Regions from separate parts of the Homo sapiens genome. Here region 2 is linked to region 1. A link is a contact called in ENCODE Hi-C data. All regions are on one chromosome and are shown on one strand. The core of a region is the stretch at or near the end of the contact, and the rest is flanking DNA. Distances in the headings are between cores, read along the strand shown. Region 1 holds the start of FAM53B (family with sequence similarity 53 member B). Region 2 has its middle 130 kb from the start of CHST15.

Region 1 (3,388 bases), core at 45-2,544:
TTAGATTATTCCTTGGGCCTTCTTTTGTTCACCATCGGTTCTTGGATCTTGTTCCTTTCAAGATTGGTCCTTAATGCATTTTTAAAAAGCAACGTATATGGGTAAGGATATCAATATCTTAGTATGCTGTATTCTGTATGTTAGCTCATTTTGGCTTTCTAGGATGAACTGACTCTATCCCACATCATGTAACTTGAAATGAATAGACTCATATCCTTTCCACTGATTGCTGTCCATTCTAATCATGCAGCAGAACTCAGTGGAGCGAGCTGTAGTGTGAAAGGAGATGTCAGTTCATGCTTTTCTGAAAAGAATGGGTCCGGTGTGATGATATTCTGAAATATTTCAGCAATAGCCATGAAATATAATAGTTTCCCAAGCACACAAAGCTCAAGAAGTTAATTGTTCATTTATGTTTGATACTGGGATTGAAACATTGGATTAAAACCAATTAAATGTTCCTAGAAGCAACAGAAAAAGTTTCCTTATTTATGAATAGAACCATTCAAATGGCGCAGACACAATCCATGTAAAGTAATGAGGTGTTTTGTTTTTTTGGCAAAGGAGAACACAAAACAGGCATAGGGAGTTTTAAAAAAACTTCTCTTTAAAAATCGCTTTTTGGATACAAGGTCAATAAAATAACATACACCAGTAGGAAGGAGTAATGGGAAATCTAGGGCTTCACAAGGAAAACAATCCCCCTCCCCCAGGTGAGCAGCACAATGAAAATACTCTGCTTATTCTATCAGGGTTACATTCCTGAACTTAAGTCAACATCCTAAGTTACAGAACTAAACATGCTCTGCCTCTGCTTAGCAACCACAAATCCTTCCTTCGCCAGTTGCATGTATTTTGGATGTGGCTTCTGAAGTACACAGTCACAGCGCCCCGAGTTAGGAAATTTGCGCTTTATTTTCCCAAAGTGTGACAACACTTTAAGGTCCCCCCTCCCCGACCCCACCCGCCCGCTGTCCTGCACGCCACTGAAGTGATCGTTTCTTTTGAACCTCGGCATCTAACAACCCGGAAGCTGGACGCCTGAAGCCTATGCGGCCCAGCGTTTTCATCCCGGCTCGTGCTGGGGGCGGGGAGAGAAGCCCGTAGGGCCTCTGGCGCGGGGCCCGGGCAGCCGCGGTGGCGCGGCCCAGGCCCGGGGCCACTTCCCGCGTCCCGGGGCCTCGCAGGCGCGAGCGCGGCGAGCGGCGCGCGGCTGAGCCCGCAGGACGCCCTCTAGCCCCGCCGGCGGCGCGCCGCGAGTCCCTCACTCCCCGCCCATCGGCGGCTGCGCGCACTGCACACTCGCCTGCCGCCGCCGCCGCACGCCGCCTGCCTCCTGCACGCCGCCGCCGCGCCTAGCGCCCGGGCCCGCGACACCGCCCGCTAAGCGCCGGGCCGAGTTCACGCAGCCGCGGTCTGGCGGCTCCGCGGCGGCGGCGGGTGCGGGCGGCCTGGCCGGTGCCGGTTAAAGGGACGAGTTGCAAACACTTCAGGAAGTGACAAGTCGATTTCCTCCTCCCCGGGAGTCGCTCGTACAAAGCGCTCGGCGCCGGCAGGCGAGCGTGCGCGCGGCGGACGCGCGGCGGGCACCCCGGACGACTTGGCGAGCGCTGGCGGTGACGGCGCGGGGTCCGCGCCCGGAGCGCCCCGCCGCGCACAGTAAGCGACCCGGGGCCGGGCGGCGGCGGCGGTGGCCGGGGGGCTGGCCCCGAGCGAGGTCCGGGCCGTGTGCGTCCCGGCCGCTGGCTGGAGGGAGCCCGGCTCGCGTGCGCAATGGGCTTGCCTTTTTTTTTTCTTTTTTCCTAATGTTGCTGGTTTCCTTTTTTTCTGCCTTGTTTCGCCTTTGGGTTGGGTCGGGCGGTTTCTCCGGGCGCTCGGTCTCGCCCCTGATGCAGGCGTGAGACTTGTCAGAGCACAGGCATGGGGAAGAACAAGCCTGGCTGCGGCGGAAAAGTCTGCGCTCCCCAGGCCAGGGCGGGCGGGCGCGGGGACTGCTGCGCCCGGGGGTGTCCTCTCCGCGTCTCAACTTGAGCCCTGACTAGCCGCTGCGGAGGAGGCGCGGAGTCTCGGGAGCCGGGCGGCCCCATTCGCCCCGAAGTTCCCGCATCGTTTGCAGACAACTCTTTTGTTCGCGGAAGTTTGCACCCGCCACCCCCGGGGTGCGGGAGCGAGGCGGCGGGCTCCGCTGCTGCTGGACTGTCCGGGGCGGTCAGGATGGGGGTGAGGGGGCATTCTGTCCCGGGCGGGGGAAGCCCGCGGGGAGGCCACCGCTGGGGCTTGCGGAGTGGGGGCGTCCGCGCCGGCGTGGCTTTTGCACATGGCGAGAAGGGCCGTCCGGCACAGGCACACTGGTCGAGTCACATTTTTGCTAGTCTTGGATTTTGCAAGCCCGTGGGAGTCAGGTTCCCCGCTCAGGGTTTCTCTTGGGGCAGAGACGAAAGAAACGAGGACACCCAGAATCCGGGGAGGGTTTGCGGTTTGTGTTGTCCCAAGTGTGTTCTCGCTCCCCCCGCCCCCCCACCTTGTCCCCCAGCCCCCAGCTCTCCACCCCCATTTTCGGACTTGGGGAACAATGCTTGTAGTACGGGCCGGGGCGCCGCAGCAGCGACGAACCGCGCGGACAGGTTTGCCCGGGTCCCTCGCGTTCGGACGCCCCCTGAAGCCGAGCTCCTTCCATCTGACCGCCCGGGCTCATTAACACGTACTGTACTTAGGACGATGGTGAACAAAGAAAAGCTCTTTGCAGCGTTTGATGAATGGGATTCTGCCTCCTATAGGCCACACTCCGAGTCTTCCATACGGTACAATCTCCGGACTCGGTGGTGTTAGGAAAGTGGCCCCCGGAATGGCTTGCATTCCGGGTCTGGGATCCTGGGGTGGGCATTTGTGCCGTCGCCTTCGCCGCCGCGCTCGCCTTGCAGGAGCGGGTGCAGATGGAGCCAGGCTGACGGTTGTTCAACAGGAACAAATGTTTGTTCAATTGTTGGATGGTGGAGAAAAGGGACTGTTTCCTATTGACTGCTGCAGGAGTTGGAATGGCATTGTTTATTGGCCTGGGAAGCCAGGCAAGCGTCTTGTGCTGCTTACAACATATTAGCAGACTTCCAAATGACATGCTAGCATATGTGTTCCCAGCAGTCCCCACCGGCTGGCAGGGAGATTCCTCCTTGCTCCAGATCCTGGACTCGTTTAAAAGATGCCACCTGGTTTGAGGACTTGGGAAGGAATGGAGTCAGCCGACCAGGTGAAACTCACTGTTCCTTATTAGGCCAGGTTTTTGTTTCATTTTAATTTATCTATTTAAGAGTAACTTGTGTCAGTTACAGTTTTGATATTGAATTGCAGGTCTACAGGGTCCCCTCCCCCGCCTCTAGCTGTGGACTACAGA
Region 2 (2,980 bases), core at 430-2,929, 520 kb after region 1:
ACGCCATATTCTACACGTTATTCCACATGGTATCCCACACAATATTCCCCACGTTATTCCACACAGTGTTCCGCATGGTATTCCACACAATATTCCACATAGTATTCCACACTATATTCCTCACAGTATTCCACACAATGTTCCACACTGTATTCCACACGGTATTCCACGCAATATCCCACATGGTATTCCACACTGTGTTGCACACCGTATTCCACACGTTATTCCACATGGTATCCACACAGTATTCCACACATTATTCCACACATTATTCCACATGTTATTCCGTACAATATTCCACACGGTATCCCACAAAATATTCCACATGGTATTTCACACGGTATTCCACACAATATTCCACATGGCATTCCACACGGTATTGTACACAATATTCCACACGGTATTCCGAGGCAGAGCAAGGACTGCAAAGCAGTCCACCGCGTGCCCTGAGCTCTGTGTGCTCTGCCTTGCACCCATCTTGAAGGCCTGTGATCCTAGCTGCAGGAGACCCTTGGCCCCAGCTACCAACAGGCAGCAAAGAGACATTTGGGGTCAGACAGAGCTCCTTGTGTTCTTCCAAATATAAAATACAGTCCTGCACCTACTTGGCTGCCTTGAGGGACTGGCCAGCAGTGGCAATCACTGTTCACAAAACTGGATGAAAATCATGGTTAGTCTGCTAAAACGGCTGGCTCCGGGGTCACATGGGAATTTGGGGTTCTTCACAGTGAAATGTATCATTCTGAGGACATCACACTGGCCCACTGAGAGGCAGGAGGTGATGAAGCCATCACTGTTTGTCTGGGCTTCTTTCTGCCATGAACACAGCTCTGTTGCTGGCAGCCTTGGCCCTGGAAATATTCTTAATTCCACAGCTTACTACCATGAACACTGCCAGGATCCTGAAATAATATGGACCTCACCGCCACCTCTGCTGGGACCACTTGCCATTCGCAGCTGTTGATCTTGCTGGGATCGGTGGCCCCAGGCACAGTGCTTCTGCATGCACGTCCCATAGACTCCCAAATCTGAGCTTTGGGTGGTCTACCATGCCAGCCATCCCTTGAAATGACCTTGGAGAATGCTGTCTCAGGGCCTCTGAGCAGGACATTTGTATGCCTGAGGAAACTGATGATCTCATTCCTTTGGGGCTATAAAAAGGCCTTCGTGCAAGGCCAGTAAAACTCAGGAATCAATATTCTATGAGGGCCTGAGTGTTAGAAAGTGAGGCGCTGTTTGTTTCAGGTTTGCCTCCAAAATTAGATAAATTAACGTAATGAATTCTCTCAACTCATTTACATACACTGCTGATTTGATTTTAGGGAGAAACGCTGGAAAAGGCAGCCCTGTGAATGTACAAAACAGGATTTGACCTATTTTTCAAGTTGTTTGTGTCTGCAAAGTTTGCGATCTCTTTAACTGAAGCTGCTGGTGCCACGCTTTTTAGAACAAACCAAATAGCTTCAGCCTGCACATAAATGAGCCGGTGCCCTGAGAAAGGATATGGGTGTCTTGTGAATTTTGGGGACATTCTGTGGTTCTGGCAGCATCTGACTCAGCAAGTGATCCCAGGAAGGTGGCTCAACCCTTAGAAATTCTATCCTGGTTCACTTCCAAATAGGCATCGTACGTGGGAGGCTGGAGCCCAGGGGCTGGCCCGTAGCCCGCAGGGCGCAGAGGAGGCTGGTGCCCAGACTGGGAATGGCACTGGAGATATGCTTCCCGGGCCTCCCAGCTCACTCACTCAGCTTCTGCCTTCTGTGGAGCAGACTCCAGGGTCTGGGGGATGCAGGCAGAGAGAGGTGATCCCATTCCCCACCCATCTTCATGCTGCGTTAAACCCATAGCCTGATCACGGCCACCTGATGCTGGTGCATGAAGCACTTCGCTACTTCGACAGCATCCCAGACACAGGCTGGGGCTGAGGTGGCCACCGCAGCGTGGAAAGAGCCAGGGCTGTGGCGTGGGCCCTGGACCCACTCCACCCCAGCCCTGTTGGTATTCAGCTCCACTCACTTTCACTGACCAGCCCTGGGGGTCCCGGCTCCATGCTGAACTCGAAGCCAAATCTCAGTCTTGGAGGAGCTGGTTAAGTTCCCCTCACATTGACCAAGGGCCAGGCTGCATCCTTGGGAAACAAGGTTTACCCATGAAAATCACTCTTTTCACTTGATATATGGAGATGGGGCTCTAGAAGCTGTGTGTTTGTGTGTGCATGTGTATGTTGGTGGGGAATTTAAAGTAAGGGTTGGAAAACAGCAGCAAATGAGGAGGTGGAAGAGATGGGAAACACTCAGAATTCCTCTACTGCCAGAAAGGAGGGGGTGAGACTGAAAACCTCCAGCGTCAGGGCCTTTGACCGCAGCCCCTTCCATCTCCTGGTGGGTCCTTGAGCATCCCTGCCCACTTTAGTTAAACAGACTTCTCAGTGCTTCATGGCCTGGCTTACATGTTCCCATCTCCAGGCCCTGGCTCTCGGAAGTGCACAGGAAGGCCTGGGCATGCCCTTGTCATCACCAGTGTTTGGGTTCCTCCCGCTGACCCAGGAGCCTACCTCTGCACAACCTGCTGGGAATGCGTATGACCCTGCCTGCCGATGCTTCTGTGTACAGGGGGGCTGCCTCTTACCTGCTCTTGTCCCATTCCAGGCAGGAGATTTAGCCAAACCCCTTGTACTTCTCAAGAGTGTTCTCGGCTGGCATTGAACAGTGGGAATGTGCAGAAATGTGTCATCAGTTTTCCTCACTTCAAAACCTCCCAGGTCAGGTGTCAAATGTCACTGATGCAGGAAAGTCAGCCAGGCAGTTCTGCCCCAAATCTGGGCATCTATAAAGAGGCCTGGGTAAGGGGGTGCAGGGTTATGCTGTGCCCTGTCATCACTGCCCTTGCGTGGTACCTCCCCTTACTGTCCAGGCTCTTCAGCTGTGCAAGGATGCCCAAGTGGCCGGGAGAGTGTCCGGACTGCCTGTCACACCACCTG

The links. A loop is a pair of places that touch in the nucleus more often than their neighbours do. Pooled maps may share reads with other maps.
Region 2: a pooled map shows a loop between it and region 1 (9-fold over the local background). The contact joins the enhancer-like site here to the promoter of FAM53B in region 1. A Hi-C loop is called at or near these places in 2 of 168 maps with a recorded cell type or tissue (B cell and naive thymus-derived CD4-positive, alpha-beta T cell), 5 of 37 single-sample maps with no recorded cell type and 8 of 50 pooled maps.

What each region holds. Positions count from the first base shown.
Region 1 is chr10:124,742,284-124,745,671 of GRCh38, reverse strand. It overlaps FAM53B (family with sequence similarity 53 member B), which reads left to right and starts at 1,294. Exons shown (of 5, transcript NM_014661.4): 1 at 1,294-1,659. RefSeq lists silencers at 1,056-1,195, 1,326-1,375, 1,396-1,505, 1,556-1,715, 2,036-2,245 and 1 more.
Region 2 is chr10:124,223,455-124,226,434 of GRCh38, reverse strand. No RefSeq gene overlaps it. Among named protein-coding and RNA genes, the nearest start is that of CHST15, 130 kb to the right of the region's middle. Within about 2 kb of position 1,679, at least 3 of the 41 ENCODE cell types and tissues checked have a DNase peak (open chromatin) inside an H3K27ac peak, as active enhancers do.